2 separate regions of the Homo sapiens genome follow, and region 1 is linked to region 2. The links are chromatin loops, found by intact Hi-C in ENCODE. Cell type or tissue: natural killer cell. All regions are shown on one strand. Links, peaks and the distances in the headings refer to the core of each region. The heading gives the core; the rest is flanking DNA.

Region 1 (6,320 bases), core at 1-5,000, 79 kb after region 2:
CCAACTATATTTTCTAATCGTTTGTGTTGACTTTGCTCCTATGGAATGTACGTTAAGAACTTTGTCATGTTCACAGACACTCCCAAAATACTTCTTTTAGGTCCTGACAACTCTGTATATGATCTTCAGTGCCCTTTACCTGGCCGAAGTATCCTCCCAGGTAACATTCTTTGAACTCACCCAAGCAGTCACCAGCTCTTATGCCAATCTCGCTTGACATTGGTTCCCATAACATAAGTGACAATCTTATGTGTAGGCTCCCTCCTCTCATTGTAGTATGCATCTTCCCGCTCAGCTGCCTTTCATTTAATAGAAGCAGAGCTGGAGAAGTCATTTTTTAACCAAGCTTAAACTAACAAAACAAAGGTAGAGACATACCCTACTGTAGTATAATAAGAAATGTATTTGGTCTTTGGCCCTGGTTCCAGGCACAGAGGTCTTAAAACCCTTGTCATTTCCTAAGGTGGATAGTGTCAGAATTGAATTATAGGACACCCAGTTGGTGTTCATTAGAAAATTGCTTGGTGTGTGGCAAACAAAACAAAACAAAACCCTACACATCTGGTCACAGAAGTGTTCAGTGTGAGAGCAGAGTAGGAGAAAACAGTTTGTTGCCTTCACCTAAAACCAGAAATGACAGGATTCCTAAGCACGAAATATTTTGAAGACCATTTGGCATACCCTTCAACTCTGGAATTCTGGCTCTGGCCTTGTCCTGGAGAAATTGGCACTGTTCCCCTGTCAGTCATTAAGCTTTTTCTTTTCTGAATGGAACATCACCCAAACTCTGTTCTAGGTAATGGTTTTATGTATTACTTGAAAAAGGTTTCTATTGACAAGTAAGTTTCAACACTGAGTTTCTATATTTCAGGAATTTGCAGAGCAGTGATGTCCCAAAGAATTCTTTGTGATGATGAAAAGGTTCTATATTTGGCTATTGAGCACTTGAAATGAGGCTAGTGCAACTGAAGAAGAGCATTTTAAAAAATTGTTTTTAATTTTAATTAATTTAAATAGCCACATGTGACTAGCTGCTTACCATATCAGATAACCATAGCCTTAGTGCCTTTATCATTCAAAAGTACATTGTGAACTTGGAAGATTCAAATAAACATACTGTGGTTACCAAGCATATTTGGCCATAGAACATTTAGAAATAATTCTGTTACATGACTAGTATTTTGAAGAATGCATTTCAAATACTACGACAGAAAAGAAATGTAATTGCCTTCCTTCTTCCTACCACACTGTAGGCTTGGCTGAGAATACATGATTCAGGATCTTGGTATGATCCTGGAGTTGGTGTAATGCAAGAGAGTGACCCTGGAATACAGTGAGAGTCATATAAGTTGCAATTGAAAAATTAAATTCCTTTTTGTGTATGCCTTGGGTTGTAAACCCCTAAAATGTAGGGTAGTTGTTTTTTATTGTTGTTGTCTTGGTTTTGGTTTTGATAGTTAGGATACTGAGCATTCTTGATATCACATTTCCAATTTTAAACATTCTTACAATTATGTGTAAATGCGGAGAACTTAGACATTAGTCAGAATTTGGTACAATATACAGTAGCCAATTATCACAGGAACTGAAAACATTGGCAGATAAGGCTGTGGTCTAGGAGATAAAATGCAGCCCACACTAGCGAGCATCAGTATTCAAGCCAACTCTTAAATTAACCAAATGCAGCCTAACACCTTCATATCACACATTTCTTTTTTCCTCTCACTGTTATCACTGAAATCATAAGTTAGATGCACAGGAAATAATTCTTTCACTGAATAATGAAAACGTTGGGATACAGAATACCAACGAAGGAAATGAACAAATGCTGCTCTCACCAGGCCTCATGTCTGCAGCACTGGGACTCAGCACGCCCTCTTCAAAGGGGATGTCCATTCCTACATCCTCTGACAGTAGTCTGCAAAAAAAGCAAAGCAAAGCGCGTCAACAACAACTGTGTAAGACTTCATTTCTTTTGAAAAGGAAACCCACAGAGTCCAGGATAACATTTTCAACTCACTTAAAATAAACCATGTATGGGGACTGAATCCACTGTAAGTGGTCCCAAATTAAAGACTTTCTGCAGTTATGGTAAATGAGAAAAATGGACACCAATTTCACTTGCTTACATCAAGTCACTTCTGCTAGCTCACTTAATAAACACACACCAAGTGGGAAACTCAGAAATAGGAAATGCAAACAACTAATAAAATATACTTCGGGGACATTTAATATATATATATTTTTAACAACAGGGTCAATATATGTGCTTTGTACACATCTCTTACTCTGTAAATTTGAGTATTTTAATTAAATTCCCATGGACAGAGGGAGAGCATATTCTGTTGATCTCAGTTTTCATTTGTAAACTAGGGATATACACCTACTTCACCACGTTGTTTAAAGATTAAGCTACAAAAGTAAAGTGCCTAACACTCCTGAGCAGGCATAGACTGATGTTATTTTTCTTCCTTTTTTGAATATTTAAAGAGTCACTGTGAATATATGTTGGTGAAGATGGCTCTGGTCATGACTTCCCACCTCTTGTTTCTAATCAGTGCTGAGCCCACAACCATCTGTATTAGCACATTTGGTAAGAAGTGTAGGGAAACAGGAAATACCAAAGGCAATTGTGACGAATCTATATGTTCTTCTAAGAAGCTGACCACTGTTCACGATAAATTTCTCTTGATTTATTTTCATCCCTGGACCTTTGTTCAGTAAGACCCCATTTACCATAATATATATTTCTTCTCTGTGAGTTTCACGTAATTTCATTCACCTAGGGTGAGTCCTTATGATGTGGGCACTAACCTAATTTTAAACATGATAAACCTTTATGTTAAAGTTCTTAATTTAGTCCCCTTCTGCCTCTCTTACTGTACTTTGCACTATGTAACGCTGGATCTACCAAACCTTTGGAGTTTAATCTGCTTCTCCAGGATGCAAGTCAAATCCCCTACTGTCAATAAAGCACTATGATGAAAGAAAATAATCTGCACCCTTAGCGATTACTGCATTTGCTTCATTTATTCAACAAATATCTATTAAGTGTCTACTATGTGCCGAGGATATAGAGGAACAAAACAGACCCGTCTCATTCTCGTGGTGGAGTTGGGATGATGGAGCTAATACAATGACCCCTACCTTCAAAAACTCAGTGCTGCTCCCCTGGATAGAGGTAAGTGCCTGTGTACTTACCTACCAACTCCTGAGACCCCTTCAAAAGCTCAGCATCAGGGAGTTTCTTTGTCCACATTCTTCCTGTGGCTTTGACCCTGTGTGTTCTCTAAAACTAGACCTGTGCCCTGGTAGCAAAGGGGCATGCAAGAGGTTGGCATGTAAGACAGACAATAATGTATCAGCAGGAACAAGACAACCTGTGCCAAACAGAGATACACTATGATAGGTGGAATCAAACCACGTTATTCAGCAACAAAGATTGGGGAGGTATGCAAAGAGAAGATCTGCACCAGGCCCCAGTTTTGAAAGTCCTAGGACCTAGAGGGACAGATGTCTGGGTATCCCATGATCCTGCAGTTTTTGGAATTCCTTACAATGATCTTTGTCATTTTGTGTGTTCTCCTTGACATCAAACTTCTCGTACCTGTCAAGTAGCAAAATGCTGCTATTAAGAGCCACTGGGTTTAAATCTTAGTTCTACCACTTACTATGTTGGATTGAATTATTGAGCCTGAAATATTCTAAAGGCACATGTACATTATTTTTCTAGTTATCTGCCTAAGAGTCAACCTTGAACAAAAATAAAGATATCAGATTTCTATCTGCCTGACAGAGCACACAGGATGTGGGCCTTGGCATCAAAATAAATATGATGGTTTTAAAATAGATAGGATCAGCTTAAGTTTAATAGATTTTTTTAAACAATTGTGAATTATGGGCAACATCATGGAATAATTGCAGGAGTCCTGCCTGGATATGAGGTTTTAGTTCTGAGTTATAGTTCTGCTGCCAGTATCAACAAGCTGATTAACTCTGAGAAGATTAGTTGGCCATTTCTGTGATTTTAAAAGGGGATAATACCCAACATCACAGTGACTGTGGAGAATAAATACAATCCAAATAAAAGTACTCTGTAAGTCATAAAGCACTGTCTGAGTTTAAGGTATTACATACCCTCCACTTAAAACATAGTACAGGAGCAGTGGTTTAATTAAAGTATGTGTCATGGTTGGACAAATCATAATTAAGGTCACTATAATTTGGGCATTAGTCCAGGTAAAAGATAATCTTATTACTGCACAAATCTCCACAGAGCCTAGAAATGCTCCTCAACTCATTGATGTTAGAAAATAGAGCCTTTGCCTCTAAGTGCTCCTTTTCAACACAAAGCAGAGACCCTATGAAGAAGGCACAGATTTCTTCCCCCTGTGTTAGCATGCACCGGGGGAAGAAAAATGCTGAAGGCTGTGATCAGCGGATGACCCAAGGAGAGAGATTCACACAAACCCATGGATATTAAAGAAGGCTAGGCCGGGCGCAGTGGCTCACGCCTATAATCCCAGCACTTTGGGAGGCTGAGGCGGGTGGGTCACCTGATATTGGGAGTTCAAGAACACCCTGACCAAGATGGAGAAACCCCATCTCTACTAAAAATACAAAATTAGCTGGGTGTGGTGGCGCATGCCTGTAATCCCAGCTACTCGGGAGGCTGAGGCAGGAGAATTGCTTAAACCTGGGAGGCAGAGGTTGTGGTGAGCTGAGATGGTGCCATTGCACTCCAGCCTGGGCAAAAAGAGCAAAACTCCGTCCCACTCCCCCCCAAAAAGAAGGCTATAGGGACATGTTAGAAAACCCCTGGGACAGAGGGAAAGCTGAGCCAGAATAGCCTAGAAGCAAATCTAAGAGAAACCCAAGTCACGCTCTTTGTAAATACTTCAACCACATTCATACATTAAGCCCATAAACATTTGCAGAAATGAAGTGGCCAAACAGCAGTTGTTGACTAAGCAGGACAGCAGTTTTGTGATCAGTAACTGAAGCCTCTCAAGATCTGTTAGGTAACAAACCAGTCCAGTGTAAAGGTCTGTATTTTACTTTATCTATCTGTAGCCTCTACTTAATTTTGAGTTTCTTTATACAGAATGGAGCTAACCAAGAGGTTGAGGGAGTTGTAAACACAAGTCAGGCTGTACTATGGCTGAAACAGCTACATGTCTCCATCTAGAGGATGTATTAAAACTGCTTCATGGTTTCTTTGCTGGATGGTACTGTGACATTAACACCATGTGTGTTAGAAGATCAATGTATTATGACATATTGATCTTCACCAAGTATTTCTGGCTCTCTGCCTTTTGAGTGCATGGTAGTATTGCACTTTCCTGTCCCCTTTGAAGTTAGGGTAGCCACATGACTTGCTTTGGCTAATGAAGAAAGAGTGGAAGGGAGAGATGTCGCTTCTGAGCAGAAGGCTTAGGAGCAAGCGTGTGAGGAGCCACATCCTCTTCCCACATAGGTGGCTGTGGAGGGGCTCGGCCAGGCTGTGTCCCGAGTGCCTCTGATGAGCAGAGGCCTCGATGAAAGCTTGCTGGAAATGTAAACAAGAAATGAACTTTTGTTGTGTTTTGCCCTGAGATATTGTAGTTATTTGTTACCACATTACGATCTAGCCCATTCTTACTATATAGCTGGCCTTTATTGTTTCAAAGGGAATATTTGACTTATGCTATGCTCAAAAATTTATTTCCTGATTTGGGTAACCAATTTTCCACATTCTTAGCCCAGATTCATATTGACAGTAAATATCTTTACGTCTGGATTGCTAAAGCATCAAAGCATATAGGAACAAAAAGCTTGAAAAGACACTGAATGCTTTTAAATATTCTATAAGACTGAGTATTAATATATCACCTTTAGGGTTTTTGTCATAGCCTTTAATCACTTGCCAATTTACTTAACATTTTCTTTAGATTGACTTATTTTATTAAGGTTATTTTGAGAGGAATGTTTGTATCACTAGTGTACAGGTTGAGTATCCCTTATCCAAAATGCTTGGGACCAGAAGTATTTAAACCTTCCGACTTTTTTGGATTTTGGAATATTTGCATTATATACTACAAGTTGAGAATCCCTACTCTGACGATCTGAAATCTGAAATGCTCCAATGAGCATTTCCTCTGAGTGTTGTGTCAGCACTGAAGAACATGAATTTTGGAGCATTTTAGATTTCAGACTAGGGATACTCAACCATTATATGTAAACTTAAATCACTCACGTAAAATAAATGGTGAGTGATTTAAGTTACATAAAATAAATAACATATATAGAAAAAATTAAATATAATAAAAATAAAATAATAC
Region 2 (7,946 bases), core at 1,459-6,458:
ATACTTTTTACTGGATCCTATCAGGGATGCACAAATTCAATTTTCCCATGACTGCTGATTGTTCACTTTGATCATTGGTTAAGGTGCTGTCTGCTTTTCTTCTCCATTAGGAAGTTACTATTTTTCCTGCTATCATTAATACATATTTTATGCAGGAGGTTCTATGTAAATATTCCATTCGTCCTCAAACCTTCCATTTATCCATATACTAACATTATTAGGACTCATAGTTTTCTACTTTATTTAAGGAGTTATAATCCATTACAACAGTGATTCATTTTGATGATGAAGCTGGTTTCTGTGTCCTTTTGATATATCTCTATCATTTCCTTGCTTTCTGACACAAGGTTCATACTCAAGTTTCCTACCTCAGTCCTGGAATCAGGACTTGAATCCTGGAATCCTTGAAATCTCTCCAAGAAGCCCTGGTTTCTTTTAGTGGAGAATGGTATCTAGAAGAGGAAATCTGGGCTGTGTTTATTGCTAAGAGAGATTCTCTTAGTAGACAGAGTTGGAGGATGTATGTAAGTATATAGCTGCATAAAAATATATGAAAGTATATACATACATACACACAAACACACATATACATTGTCATCTGTATTTTTTAATCTATCTATATTGAAAACTGTAAGTGCACCCCAATAGTTTTCTTTTTTCCACATCTGTGACTCTGAACTCCAACAGTTAAGAAATCTGGCTCCCATTATCCTTAAGTCTCCTTATTTGCTCAATCCCCCTGTAGGAAGCCAGTCTCCTATCAGAGCCACTGTCCCCCTTACCCCTCACACACCCTCCTTACCCTGTCCTTGCTCTGACCTGCCACCACCACCCCTCAGAAACTGCCCTTACCCTGCTTTGACTCGGTCCATGACATGCTGCTGACCCCGCATGGACATCATCCTCACCCCATCAGGGTTCTGGTTCCCTACCCAAGGGCTATGTGCCATGCAGTTCCCCTCCTTGGCCCCTTGGGCTGTGACTCCCTACACAAGGCACTCCCGGCTGTGGCGGTGTCATCCTTACCCAGCAGGGTCTCCAGGTCCCCATACCAGTTTGCGGGCATCTTCCTTGGACTCTACACCTATGCTAGGCTGTCTCTCCATGGGGCTTCCCTCCTCGTCGTGCTGGGGTTCCCACCCCCACTACAGGCACCCCTCTTAGCTGGAAGCCCTTCTTGTCTACTTAGGCTCTCTGATATACCAGGCTGTCCTCAATCATGAATACCCTCCTCACCCTGTTCAGGGGAGACACCTATGCTGGGCCATCACCCCTACTTCAGAGTAACCAACTTTCTCTGCCCTGCTGAATGACATTAGGACTGAATTCTTCCAGTAGAAAAGGGAAGAAGACAAGGAGAAAGAGGAAAAGAAACATGATGTTTCTTCTGAGCCCTAAATCATCACCACGACCAACCCTGAGTCAGCACTTAAGTTGACAGGAGAGTTGGCTTCTGATCAAGTATATTTTGGTGGCCACCTCTGGGCAAGGAGCTAAAGGCCTAAGTAATAAAGATCCTCAGGAGACAGGGCCTCCAGCTAGAAGTGAGGAAGCCCGGAGTCCAGTCCTGACCCTACCTTTTCCAGCAGTATTGTTGTTCTACCTCCAGTCCTTTGTATTACGGGGTGATAAGGAAATACACTAATCAACAAATAAGATGCCTGATAAGACTACCTTTCTCCAAATATATAACGTTGTTGTGAAAAGGAAGCAAGATTAGGTGTTTTGAAATGTCTTGAAAACTTTAAATATCTAGGCAAATGTGACATTTTTATAAGAAAAATATTTTGTCAGGAAATATTAATGTAATGGGAATTTTTATTAGGGCAATCCTATTATCTTTATGACTTAAAAAATTGATGTGAATAGGCTGGGTGCAGTGGCTCATGCCCGTAATCCCAGCACTTTGGGAGGCTAAGGCGGGTGGATCACTTGAGCTCAGGAGTTTGAGACCAGCCTGGCCAACATGATGAAACCCCAGTCTCTACTAAAAATACAAAAATTAGCCAGGCATGGTGGCAGGCACTTGTAATCTCAGCTACTGGGGAGGCTGAGGCAGGAGAATCGCTTGAACCCAGGAGGTAGAGGTTTCAGTGAGCTGAGATCGCGCCACTGCACTCCAGCCTGGGCAACAGAGTGAGACTTTGTCTGAAAAATAAATAAATAAAAAAATAGGCCGAGTGCGGTGGCTCACACCTGTAATCCCAACACTTTTGGAGGCCAAGGCAGGCGGATCACGAGGTCAGGAGATCCAGACCATCCTGGCTAACATGGTGAAACCCTGTCTCTACTAAAAATACAAAAAATTAGCCGGGCATGGTGGCGGGTGCCTGTAGTCCCAGCTACTCAGGAGGCTGAGACAGGAGAATGGCGTGAACCTGGGTGGCGGAGCTTGCAGTGAGCCGAGATCACGCTACTGCACTCCAGCCTGGGTGACAGAGTGAGACTCCATCTCAAAATAAATAAACAAATAAATAAAAATAAAATAATTTGATGTGAATAAAATATATCCCAATACATAGAGCTGAAAATGTGTGCTGGGGAAATAATATATGGGATGCCTGGGTGGAGGTAGGGGCAGTACACAGCCATAACATGCTAGATCCTGTGAGACCAGAACCCAGTAAGCTGATGGGGAGTGTGTTGAAGAGCTTCCAATTTAACTCAATTTGCCTGTTTAGCTGATTTCACTACTGTGAACTTTGAAACAGCAAGATTCCTCCTATGATCATATCCCCACCTCCAAATTTACTTCTCTTTATTTCATCTGTAGAAATAACCTCTGGGTTCTGATACACTTAGGAGCTTCTAGGGCTTCCCTTATCTTTACTGTCTACTGTCTAGATATGTATGGAATCTAGTTGAACTATCCCCTGTGTCAGTAAAAGAAGCTAACTAAATGGTATCTCTGGGTCTGAAGATTTCTTGATTCCTACGGCTTTCATTTACGCAAAAGGAAAGAACTTGATTTTTTTTCTGTATATTATGAATAAAATCTCATTTTTGGCGCTTTTATGAGATACTCTAATACATATTTAAATTGCTTTTCATTTATTCTTGGATTCTAGAATAATACGTTAGTAAGTACAAAACCAAACCAACAAAGAACCTCAAAACTACTAGCCCTACACTGATTACACATAAAGACTGGACTCTAACATTGCTCTGTGTTCTAAGGGGCCTGGGCTTCATTTTTAAGATTCAAGAAAAAAAGCACAAAAAGGAACCCAGCCCTTTCAAAAGAAGAAATGAGGATGAAGGTGGGGGAAGGCAGAGTTAAGCTAAATCTCCGTGCTAGAGAAAGAGCGTGTGTATTACAAGGAAGTGGTCTGTTCTAGCAGGCAGTTGGGCGATGAGGTTGAGGGAGGTGGAACAGTTGACTCATGGCTCCGTCTTGCATTTGGTTTGCTGCTAAGAGCCTTTAAAATTCTTAACTATTTCTGGGGGCTTTCTTAGCTCAGTAGTCACTGAGAGAAATGAGCTGAGCTAAGGAGTGCAAGGGGAAACAGGCTCCCTGAAGGGTGACCCAGAGGGTGTCGCTTTCTGGGCACTGGTTTTAACTGGATTGGATGACATTTGGGGATTAAGTCAGTCTCCTGGATATCTCATTATTCATCCATTTGTTCCTTTTGGAAATAGTTATTGCATACATAGGGTTTTCAGATGATTTAAACCAAAACACCAGACTCACAAAAAATTTATAGACAAAAATAATCATATTCCATTGATATGGAAAACTTATTGATGATCAGTTAAAGATGGTGGTTTCAACATCTATGTTTATCTCTGTTCTCTCCAAACATTCCAATAAAATGAAAATGGATGATTTTTTTTTTTTTTTTTTTTTTTTTTGAGACGGAGTCTCACTCTGTCGCCTAGGCTGGAGTGCAGTGGTGCAGTCTTGGCTCACTGCAAGCTCCGCCTCCCGGGTTCACGCCATTCTCCTGCGTCAGCCTCCCGAGTAGGTGGGACTACAGGCGCCCGCCACCACGCCCGGCTAATTTTTTGTATTTTTAGTAGAGACGGGGTTTCACTGTGTTAGCTGGGATGGTCTCGATCTCCTGACCTCGTGATCCGCCCGCCTCAGCCTCCCAAAGTGCTGGGGTTACAGGCGCAAGCCACCGTGCCTGGCCGATTTTTTTTTTTTTAAGGCACAAACCCATAAGGACAAAGAGACTTGGAGTGGAGGAAACACCAAGGAAAAATGGAAAGATGGAAAGCTGACGGATGAGTGTGAGCTGACCCAGCAGATTCGGTGAGGCCAACACCTAAGCTGGCAGTGAGGGAAAGTGAGTCATCCATCCTATTTGCACCACAGAACCACAAAAATGCTCAGAAATTGGGGCCACCAGGAATTTCTAAAATGAGGGTAAATGGGAAAACAGAGTCAGTCAAAAGTCTTTTTAAGAAGCAGTTAGGCCGGGCGCAGTGGCTCACGCCTGTAATCCCAGCACTTTGGGAAGCCGAGGCGGGCGGAACACGAGGTCAAGAGATGTGAAACCCCGTCTCTACTAAAAAAAAACTACAAAAAATTAGCTGGGCGTGGTGACGGGCGCCTGCTACTCAGGAGGCTGAGGCAGGAGAATGGTGTGAACCTGGGAGGTGGAGCTTGCAGTGAGCTGAGATCGCACCACTGCACTCCAGCCTGGGCGACAGAGCGAGACTCCGTCTCAAATAAATAAATAAAGAAGCAATTAGACTCCCAGCTTCCTTCTCAATGCCTTGCAGCAGAAGACCTGCCCCTCCCCTCACCTTTGCACTAGACTGGAAATTTAGTTTCTAGAGCTGTACTGCTCAATACGGCAGCCACTAAGTACATGTGGTTTCCGAACTCTTTAAGTCTGGTTATTCTAAATTGAAATGTGGGTTAAGTGTGAAATACATGCCAGATTCTGAAGGCTCGGTACAATTATAAAAGATTTTTAAAAACATTGATTATATGTTGTAGGCTGGGCTCAGTGGCTCACACCTGTAATCACAGCACTTTGGGAGGCTGAGGAGGATGGATCACTTGAGCCCAGAAGTTCAAGATCAGCCCGGGCAACATAGCAAAATCCCATCTCTACAAAAAATACAAAAATTAGCCAGGTATGGAGGCACATGTGTGTAGTCCCAGCAACTTGGGAAGCTGAGGCAGGAGAATCACCTGAGCCTGGGAAGGTCAAGATTGCGGTAAGCCATGGTAACATCACTGCACTCCAACCTGGGCAACAGGGCAAGACTCTTATCTCAATAAATAAGTAAATAATGGAAACATTGATTATATGTTGAAACAATAATATTTTTGATCAATGGGATTAAATAAAACACATTAAAATTAATTTCTCCTGTATATTTTTATTATTTTTTCATGTGACTGATAGAAAATCTAAAATGACTTCCGTGGCTCCCATGAGATTTCTGTTGGACAGCGCTGCTCCGGAGAGTATGAACCAATGGTGACTAGGGGACAAGGGGACAGCAGAGGAGTTTCCACACTGAGAATAGGTTGGTCAAGCAAAAGCTAAGATTAAAGAGAGCCCAGTCCTCTCTCTCACCCAGATCCCAGAGTGCTGGCAGCTAGTCTCCTAACCCACAAGTAGGAGATGGCAATATTCACTTCAGGGGAAGCTGACCAGCCTGAGGAAAGTTCTAAAGATGCAGAAGCAGACACCATCAGCCTTCTGCCCGTGTCCCTCTTAGCATCCACTTCTGCACCTAAAGATGGTTTCCTGCCAATTCCTGCAGCTTTCTTCAGGTGAACGCTTCTCTCAACCTGCAGACAGACCCAGCCAGAAGAGGCAGAGAATTCACAGGCTTCAAGGTGGTTGAGAAGGGCGTGGCTCTCTTGCTCTTCCATCAGGGAGAGGATCCTGAGGGGCGTGACCTACACTGACCCCCAGAGCCCCCCACAGAATTGAGCTCTGATTGTCCACCCATGCTGACTCCCTTCCCTTTCCTGCCACTTCTCCACCTCCCTACCAGGGTTTCCTGAGATGACCTCTGAAATAGATGACCTGAATGGGGCTCTCTGTTTCTACATCTGCTTTGAGGGAACCTCAGTCAAGACAAATTCTGATAGTTGGAGTTTCTCCAGGAAAACAGTCCAGCCATGTCATCCTAAAGGGAGGCCACCAGTGGATAAGCCTCATCTATACACAGAACTCTTTACTTTTATTTATTTATTTGTTTATTTATTTATTTATTTATTTATTTATTTTAAGACTGAGTCTCACTCTGTCGCCCAGGCTGGAGTGCAGTGGCACGATCTCGGCTCACTGCAACCTCTGACTCCCAGGTTCAAGCGATTCTCCTGCCTCAGCCTCCCAAGTAGCTGGGACTACAGGCACGTGCCACCATGCCTGGCTAATTTTTTGTGTTTTTAGTAGAGACGGGGTTTCACCGTGTTAGCCAGGATGTTCTCAATTTCCTGACCTTGTGATCTGCCCGCCTCGGCCTCCCAAAGTGCTGGGATTACAGGCATGAGTCACCGTGCCTGGCCTATTTTTTATTATTTTATATTATTTTATTTTATTTTATTTTTGAGATGGAGTCTCACTCTGTCACCCAGATGGGAGTGCAGTGGCATGATCTCAGCTCACTGCAACCTCCACTTGCTGGATTCAATTGATTCTAGTGCCTCAGTCTCCCAAGTAGCTGGAATTACAGGCAGGCACCACCATGCTCAACTCATTTTTGTGTTTTTAGTAGAGACGGGGTTTCACCATGTTGGTCAGGCTGATCTTGAACTTCTGACCTCAGGTGATCCACCCGCCTCGGCCTCCTAAAGTGCTGAGCCACCGCGCCTGGCCAGAGCTTTTTATTTTTTAATCTTTATTTTTTTATACTTGATCTTAGCCAAAAGGCTGAGAAGCGATTAATCTTTATTTTTTTAATCTTTATCTTTTCATCTGTATTGTATAATTGGTATCCAAAAAGCTGCACATATTAATATACACAATTTAGTGACTTTGCACATAAGGACTGTTAAAAGATAACTTTAGACAAATTAAATTTAACAGAGTTTAACTGAGCAAAGAACAATTTGAGAGTCGGGTACCCCACCCCCACCCATCAAACAGAATACCTTCAGAGCAACTCCAGGGCTGCTGCGTGGTTAAAGAGAATTTATGGACTGAAAAAGGAAAATAACAGACAAAAAACAGAAGTGAAGTACAGAAACGGCTGGATCGTTATAGCTCAGTGTTGGCCTCGTTTGAACACAGTTTGCACAGTCGACCGCCTGAGTGGCTGAAGTATAGCTATTGTTACAAGAGTAGGGTGCAGTCTGTTTCCACATCTGGTTAGGTTGCAGTTGACTAAGTATGGAGAAGCCTTTAGGCTGACTTAAAATACGTAAGGAGGCAGCTTTAGGCTAAACTTAATTTAGCAGTACTTACTGTTAATTACAGGCACTGTCTTACAGAGCAGATCTCTGGAACTTACTCACTTTTGTATCACTGTAAGTTTATACCCATTGAACAACAACTCCCCATCTTGCCCTTCCCTACCCCCTAGCAACCACCATTCTATTGTCTACCTCAATACCTTTGATTATTTTAGGTGCCTCAGATAAGAGAGATCACACAATATTTGTCCTTCTATGACTGACTTATTTCATTTAATAGAATGTCTCCCTGGTCCATCCATGTTATTACAATAGTAGGATTTTCTTCTTTGTTAAAGCTAAATAATGTTCCATTGTATGTATGTACTACATTTTCTTTCTCCATTTGTCCGTTGATGGATATTTGGGTTGCTTCCATATTTAGGCTACTGTGAATAATGCTTCAATGAACATAGGATTGCAGATATCTTTTCCAGATCCTGATTTCAGTTTTTTCAGATGTATACCAGAAGCAAGATTGCTGGGTCACATGGTAGTCCTGTTTCTAATTTTCTGAGGAAACTCTATACTCTTTCCCATAGCAGCTGTACCATGTTACATTTCCAGGAACAGTACGTAA

The links. A loop is a pair of places that touch in the nucleus more often than their neighbours do. Peaks named below come from ENCODE experiments on the same cell type or tissue, not always from the same donor. Only the 100,000 strongest peaks of a DNase experiment are listed, where the experiment ranks them.
Region 1: a loop joins it to region 2, with 6 times the contacts of the local background. A loop is called at or near these places in 13 of 110 quality-filtered maps.

What each region holds. Positions count from the first base shown.
Region 1 is chr9:76,653,585-76,659,904 of GRCh38, forward strand. PRUNE2 (prune homolog 2 with BCH domain) reads right to left here. Exons shown (of 19, transcript NM_015225.3): 10 at 1,839-1,918. LOC105376095 (a long non-coding RNA gene) reads left to right here. Exons shown (of 12, transcript XR_007061586.1): 11 at 101-3,181. Among named protein-coding and RNA genes, the nearest start is that of PCA3, 110 kb to the right of the region's middle. In natural killer cell, for the core only: no CTCF peak of the experiment used is centred there; a DNase peak (open chromatin) is centred at 1,877; H3K27ac peaks cover 1,715 bases.
Region 2 is chr9:76,573,162-76,581,107 of GRCh38, forward strand. No RefSeq gene overlaps it. Among named protein-coding and RNA genes, the nearest start is that of GCNT1, 120 kb to the left of the region's middle. In natural killer cell, for the core only: no CTCF peak of the experiment used is centred there; DNase peaks (open chromatin) are centred at 3,370, 4,300 and 4,780; H3K4me3 peaks cover 401 bases; H3K27ac peaks cover 2,166 bases.